2 separate regions of the Mus musculus genome follow, and region 2 is linked to region 1. A link is a contact called in ENCODE Hi-C or POLR2A ChIA-PET data. All regions are on one chromosome and are shown on one strand. The core of a region is the stretch at or near the end of the contact, and the rest is flanking DNA. Distances in the headings are between cores, read along the strand shown.

Region 1 (3,074 bases), core at 292-2,791:
TTTGGTCATGCCACTGAACATGCATAAAGCATTTCTATTTAGTTAGCACAACACAGTGTGGAAGAACCAGCAGTGAAATATAAAGATCTCTAGATTAGGGACATAAAGCTCTATAGCAGCAACCCTGCTGTTAGCAAGCTGTCTTAATAAACTCCTGTGGGTCTAAACTGCCCTCATCTGTGCGACAAGAAGACTGAACCAGGTGTGTCTCAGCTCAAATATTTAAAGGAACTATTTTAACTGTATGCAGATCACAAAAATTTGGCATTGCATTCATTGTGTGCTGCAAAATAAGATACTTACTGAAGAAAATTCTAGCACCAGGACATAGATTTAAAAAAAAAAAACCTTATTTTACAGAAATCTTAGGGGCTGGAGGGTATAGATCACTAGTAGGGTGCAGTCTTCATATGTGTGAAGCTCTGGGTTCTATCCCCAGCAAGGGGAATAATGAAGTTTAAAGGACTTCAAAGAAAATTGCAATATAAATGCAAAATATATAATTACCTTGTTCTAAGCAATTTCAGTGCTGCACTCCATTTCAAACAGGCAGTGCTATTTCATACATCCATTTGGTATGCATTCAACGCCTATTATGTGAATAGGCAGCGAGTTGAGAGTGAATAGAGGAATTGACAAAAAGGATGTCTACTACTGTCTTCCCAAATACAAAAGGTGATTCATTCTTAAGGATGTATTCTTCTCAAAGAATCTTATTGATTACGTGGAATACTACATCAAGGATAGAGATGGTGCTGCGAATGGCAATTTAATACCAACTGAAATGTGGAATAGCACTCTGATTTAAAAAAAATGTTTTCTTTCAGCAGAACAGCTTTGCTGCCATTGCTGTTTGTCCAACTTGAGCAGACTTTTTAGTTCATACAGTATTAACTCTTTTCTTTCCCAGTGACCTGTACCTCCTAAATGTGCCAAGATGGTTCCATTGCCCAGAAGGAAGCTGTCATCAATGCCTGAACTTTTAGTTTTCTTAAAAGATGGGGTCAAGAGAGGCAAAGCATATGAAGATGCCAAAGCAGGATTTGAGACTTTAGAAGGGATTCATGAAATGCCCATCCCTTCTAGTTTATACCCAACTCTCTCAGCTGTTATACTATCAAGTCTTGGGGTTCTCTCTCATTATTCAGACTGGTAGACTTCCCCAGCTCAACCCACAGCTGAACACAATCACCCACGACACCCCCAAACATGGCACTCACACCCACCCACTTCCTTCTCTTGACAGGGCAACCCTCATGGATCCACCCAATGGTTGACTGGCCTTCCAGGGCCTCACCATCACCCACCACAGCCACCATGTTCCACGAACTGGCCTCTCCCCCATCAGTCCCCGCCCCTCACTCGGAGAGCACCCAATGGGAGGAGCTGAGGCCGTGGGAGGCGGGGACTAAGGCGGGCCCATTTAAAGAAAGGCTGAGGGCGAAAGGAGGCAAGAGAAGAGAAGAAAGAGAAGCCAGGGGAGGGGGCGGGCGCCGTCCAATGACAAAGCCCCGGGGTGGGCGCCCGCCGCTGCCGCCATCTTTAGCCCGGCCACAGGACAACCAGCGCGTCCTCCGCCCCGAGGGGGAGGGGCGGCGAGGCGAGAAAAGTAGCGAGCGGCGCCGGGCGGAAGGCGCCAGCACAGGCTAGCAGCGCCGGGCGGAAGGCGCCAGCACAGGCGAGCGCCGCCGAGCCGGGCGCGGACAGGGACGGCGGGCGGTCCCGAGCGGCCTCTGATGCGACGCGGCGTGAAGAGGCGGCGGCGCCGGCCCCGGGCTGCCTGGGGCGGCGGCTACGGAGCGGAAGGAGGGGCCGGGCTGGAGGCGCTGGAGGAGAAGGTGGTGTACTCGCGGTCGCAACTGTCGCTGGCCGGAAGCACGGAGGCGCTGGGCGACGCCTTCAAGCTCTTCATGCCCAGCAGCACGGAGTTCATGAGCTCGGAAGCGGAGCTCTGGAGCTTCCTCTGCAGCCTCAAGCACCAGTTCTCCCCGCACATCCTGCGCAGCAAGGACGTCTACGGCTACTCCTCGTGCCGGGCACTGGTGCCCGACCCCCCGGCGCCCGACAGCCGCCCCGCGCGCCGGCCGCGCCCGCGCGCAACGCCCAGGAGGAGGCGCCGTGGAGCTCGGGCTGCCGCGGACACCCGTAGGCCGCGCCCCGCCGCTGCGGCCGCGGAGCCCGGGCCTCCCGCATCCAGCTTCGGGGGCCGCACCCTGGAGGAGATCTGGAGGGCGGCCACCCCGACGCTGACCAGCTTCCCGACCATCCGCGTCGGCGACGACGTGTGGGGCGAGCGCAGCCTGGCGGTGGCGCGGCGCAGGGCGAGCCAAGTGCTGCGAGTGGACCTGGACCCGGTGGTGAGGCTGCGCCGCTTCCCGGTGCACCGGCTGTGATGCGCGCTGCGGCGCCTCCTGCCGGCCGCCGCCCGGGGAAGCTTCCGCGCGCTGGAACGGACTTATGTCAATGTCAGTCGAATGTTTACAGAACCGGCCCCCTTTGGTGCACTTTATGCGCGAACTAGGCCCCTGGATGCGGTGCGGCGCCGCGGTCCAGGATCGGGACAGGTGCGGCCCCCACGCCCGCGGCCAGACGGGACGGCCGGACCCGCGACAGAAGTCCCTTTGCTTCCCAACCCGGATGGAGACGTCTCCAGAACCTGGAGGGACACGTGCGTTTTCTCCCTCTCGGACTCTACCTCACCGGTCTGGAAGACCTCCGAAGACTTACAAATTTTTTTCTCCAAAGGAATTTTGTTTTCGTGCTTGTGTAATACAGCCAGAATTTTACTTGCTCCTGATTCCCCTTCTGTTTTCTTTTTGACTGTCAGCCCCACTTTCTGGACAGAAGATCGACTATGTTTCCTGGTGAAGTGCTGGTGTACGCTCAGGGTATTCTGAAGGCCACTCGTTTTCTAATTTTTACTGGATTCCAAAGCTTTGATCAAGGTCGTCTTTTAAGAGTTTCAAGCTTATGACTGTTAATGTAAGGATTTGTATGGCTTTGAATTTCATGAGCTCAGTGATTAACAAGAGATGCAAAGTACAACTTTAAAATAAAAGGTTAAGGTGTTTATA
Region 2 (3,074 bases), core at 228-2,727, 230 kb after region 1:
CCTATGTGACAAGAAGCATGGAAAAGCCAGATACTGAGTAGGACCCTAAATTAGAGCTGGGAGCTCCACACAACATGCCTTGTTAACACTGTCTCAGATAAAGTGGTGGAGTTGCTTTTGGGCATAGCCCAATTTCTTCAGACTGTGGCACCCATGACCAAGCTCTTAAAGAGGCAGGGTGATGAACTAGCACTCCACCTCCCTATCAACATGGAATCTCACCAAATCTAGAGATTGGACCTAGGCAAAATTGTGCCTACTCTTCTTCGAACACAAGCCACTAATTCAGCTCTGTGGGGATCACTACTCACCCACACGTGTTGGTGCCACATCTTTCCCCATCACCCCTGGTTTTTCCAAGAGAAAAATCCTAAGCTAATCTCAGCAGGGTTTCCTAGTATTTGCATCTATAGAAAAGAGTCTATTGGAATAGACAATCTTAAATATTGATTCTGAGCCTTGCCTACAGCAGGAAACCTAACAGAAAAGTCTCACCAGCCACCTGAAAGTCAGCTTCCTCAAGCTTGCGTTTAATTTATGAAATCCATGAGAATTTTGTGTTCTTTCCCATGTCCTGTTTATGTTATGGTTAAAAGAAAATATTGTGTCAAATTGCTTTCCTTACATTTGATTAGAGCATGAATCTTAGTGAAATGTTTAATTTTATATCCCCACCCACTCTATATCTTTAAGGCACTCTTGGAACATGGGCTGGATTTATCCTGTAAATTCCTGTCATCGCTGGATCCTCTATGAATCTTGCATCCAAGATACATAAAAGCAGTAAGTTTTTTTTTTAAGTGAAAAATAGAATTTTAGCATGAGAAAGAGGGTTGAAAGGGGAATGTATCTCCTCTTAGAGACTCCAGTCATTCCTCACTGGACCATTTTCTTGAGAAACCCATCAATCTTCAGAGTGACATAGAGACTCCTGATAAGACTAATGCTGAGATTGTGTGTGTTCTTCAACAGGCATCTGACGTACTCATTAGAGTTGGCATGTGGTGCTTAAAAGGACCATAGCCACTGGACATATCCAAAGGAGGAATGTAAACCACCACTCACACTATTGGAACACTAGAGTGCTGGACAACTGACTTTTTTTTTTAAAGATACTGTTTAATCTTGTATGTGGTAGACTGTAGAAGCCTTCTGAGACACTGTTACTCTAAATTTTACAGGTATGAAAATTGTGGCCCAAAAAAGATGAAGTAGTTTGCCCAATAAGGCATGCTAGCAGCTGGTAACGACTTGGCAACATTGATGGCTTCTATAATGGCCATTCCCTCTTTCCTTGCTAATAATAGAGCCATGATTGATTTAAGTGGACTGTTTCAGTTCAGACCAGGACAAGGGACTGAGCTACATGTTTTATATATCAAAGCAGACCTGGCCTCCAGGTTCTCCTGGCATCCCTCAGTCCTTACCTGGTATACCCTGCCCCCAACCCTGATCTTCCAGTCCAGAAGCCTGGCTGGTTGCCCTCTACCCAGAGACTCCTTCCTGTATAATCCAGACATTTTGCTTCATCTTCCTCCTCTTCCTCCTCTTCCTCCCCCTTTCCCTCCCCTGACCCTCCTCCTCCCTCTCTTCTCTCTGCACACACTCTATCTCCCACCACCACCCATGGTGACTCCTCTGTCCTCAATCCTTGGGGCCAGTGAGAAGCTTCCCAATAAACCTGCCTTTAATATAATATAATCTGGCTTGAATTGGCTCATTTCACCAGCAGAGAAATAATTTATCACCCTCAAATTTAGGGAACAGGCAGGGTGGAGAATAGTTGTGGGTTCTGGAAGGTTCTGCTGACCTCTGACCCACTTCTATATCTATCGTTTCCTGGGCCTGTTGGCTGAGTATAGCCTGTCTCAGTAAGGTACTTGCTGATATTCAATGACAAATTAATCTTACAATTTCTTATTATAAACATTTTGGTTTGAAAGACAAATTGAAAACACAGTGAACCATTATCAGATACCCATCTACATTTTTTAAAACCCACAGTCACCTTGATAGGCTGCTTTATGCGCTATTGGTGACTTATGATTGGCTGCATTGACAGTGCTAGAGGTGTCTGACAGTAATTCCTTCTCAGCTTTACCGTTGCACAGTGTGCCTTTCAGTTTTATAATAAATTTCATTGCTTAGAAGATAATAAATTTATCAAGAATAAAAATATCACCTAATCCTATCACTCTGTAATAAATAACTGAGATTTTTGTCATATCTCCTTCAGTGGTGCATGTGTGTGTGTTTATGTGTTTAATGCTCCGTTAGAATGGATTTTATATGCTTTTTATTTAATAAGTCAATGATTGTTTTTCTTTCTTTTAAAGAGATTTTTCCTTGTTTTGAGTGTGTGTGTATGTGCGTAGGTGTGTGTATGTGTGTATATGTATGTATGTGTAGGGGTGTGTGTAGATGTGTGTGTGTGTAGGGGTGTGTGTGTGTGTGTGTGTAGGGGTGTGTGTGTGAGTATGTGCATAGGTGTGTGTATGTGTGTATATGTATGTATGTGTAGGGGTGTGTGTGTGTGTGTGTGTGTGTGTGTGTGTGTGTGTGTAGGTGTAGGTGTAGGATATGCACATGAATGCAAGTGCCCACAGAGGTCAGACTCCTGATATGGGTGCTGGAACTCAAACTCAGGTCATCAGGAAGAGCAGTATATTCTCGTAGCCACTGAGTGTGATCCCAATAGTCAGTGATCACAATATATGTTTAAATATTTTTTCAAAAATGTTTGTTAATAGCTATGTGATACTTAACTGCATAAACCTTTTAATTTATCTAGCTCCAAAAAGTTAAATATGAGTAGCATTTCCACTCACTTATAAGAAACCTTATAACTGTTCTTGCATATGCTTCTGGGCTTTTGCTTTTATTCTGAAATTGTGTTTTCTCAGCTTGGTAGATAGAGTGAACAATTCAAGGCTTACTAGCACAGATTTTCAAGTAATTTCAGAAAAGAGTGTAACAATCAGCATGGGACTGTATTGTGGTTGTCAACAGCATAAAGAGGGTCTTTATGGAGTGCAGATGTATTATGAGAAAGGCTCAAAGATTAAAAGAACAAG

Evidence for each region. A loop is a pair of places that touch in the nucleus more often than their neighbours do. ChIA-PET counts read pairs that join two places held with the same protein, here RNA polymerase II (POLR2A).
Region 2: a loop to region 1 is called in a map of adrenal gland, with 2.3 times the contacts of the local background. The contact joins the enhancer-like site here to the promoter of Ccdc71l in region 1. A Hi-C loop is called at or near these places in 2 of 37 maps with a recorded cell type or tissue (adrenal gland and heart). POLR2A ChIA-PET finds 5 or more read pairs at or near these places in 1 of 5 experiments (Patski).

The regions. Positions count from the first base shown.
Region 1 is chr12:32,377,248-32,380,321 of GRCm38, forward strand. It overlaps Ccdc71l (coiled-coil domain containing 71 like), which reads left to right and starts at 1,542. Exons shown (of 1, transcript NM_001162903.1): 1 at 1,542-3,074. The coding sequence starts at 1,737. The coding sequence ends at 2,393.
Region 2 is chr12:32,610,109-32,613,182 of GRCm38, forward strand. No RefSeq gene overlaps it. Among named protein-coding and RNA genes, the nearest start is that of Gm33380, 30 kb to the left of the region's middle. Within about 2 kb of position 1,478, at least 1 of the 3 ENCODE cell types and tissues checked has a DNase peak (open chromatin) inside an H3K27ac peak, as active enhancers do.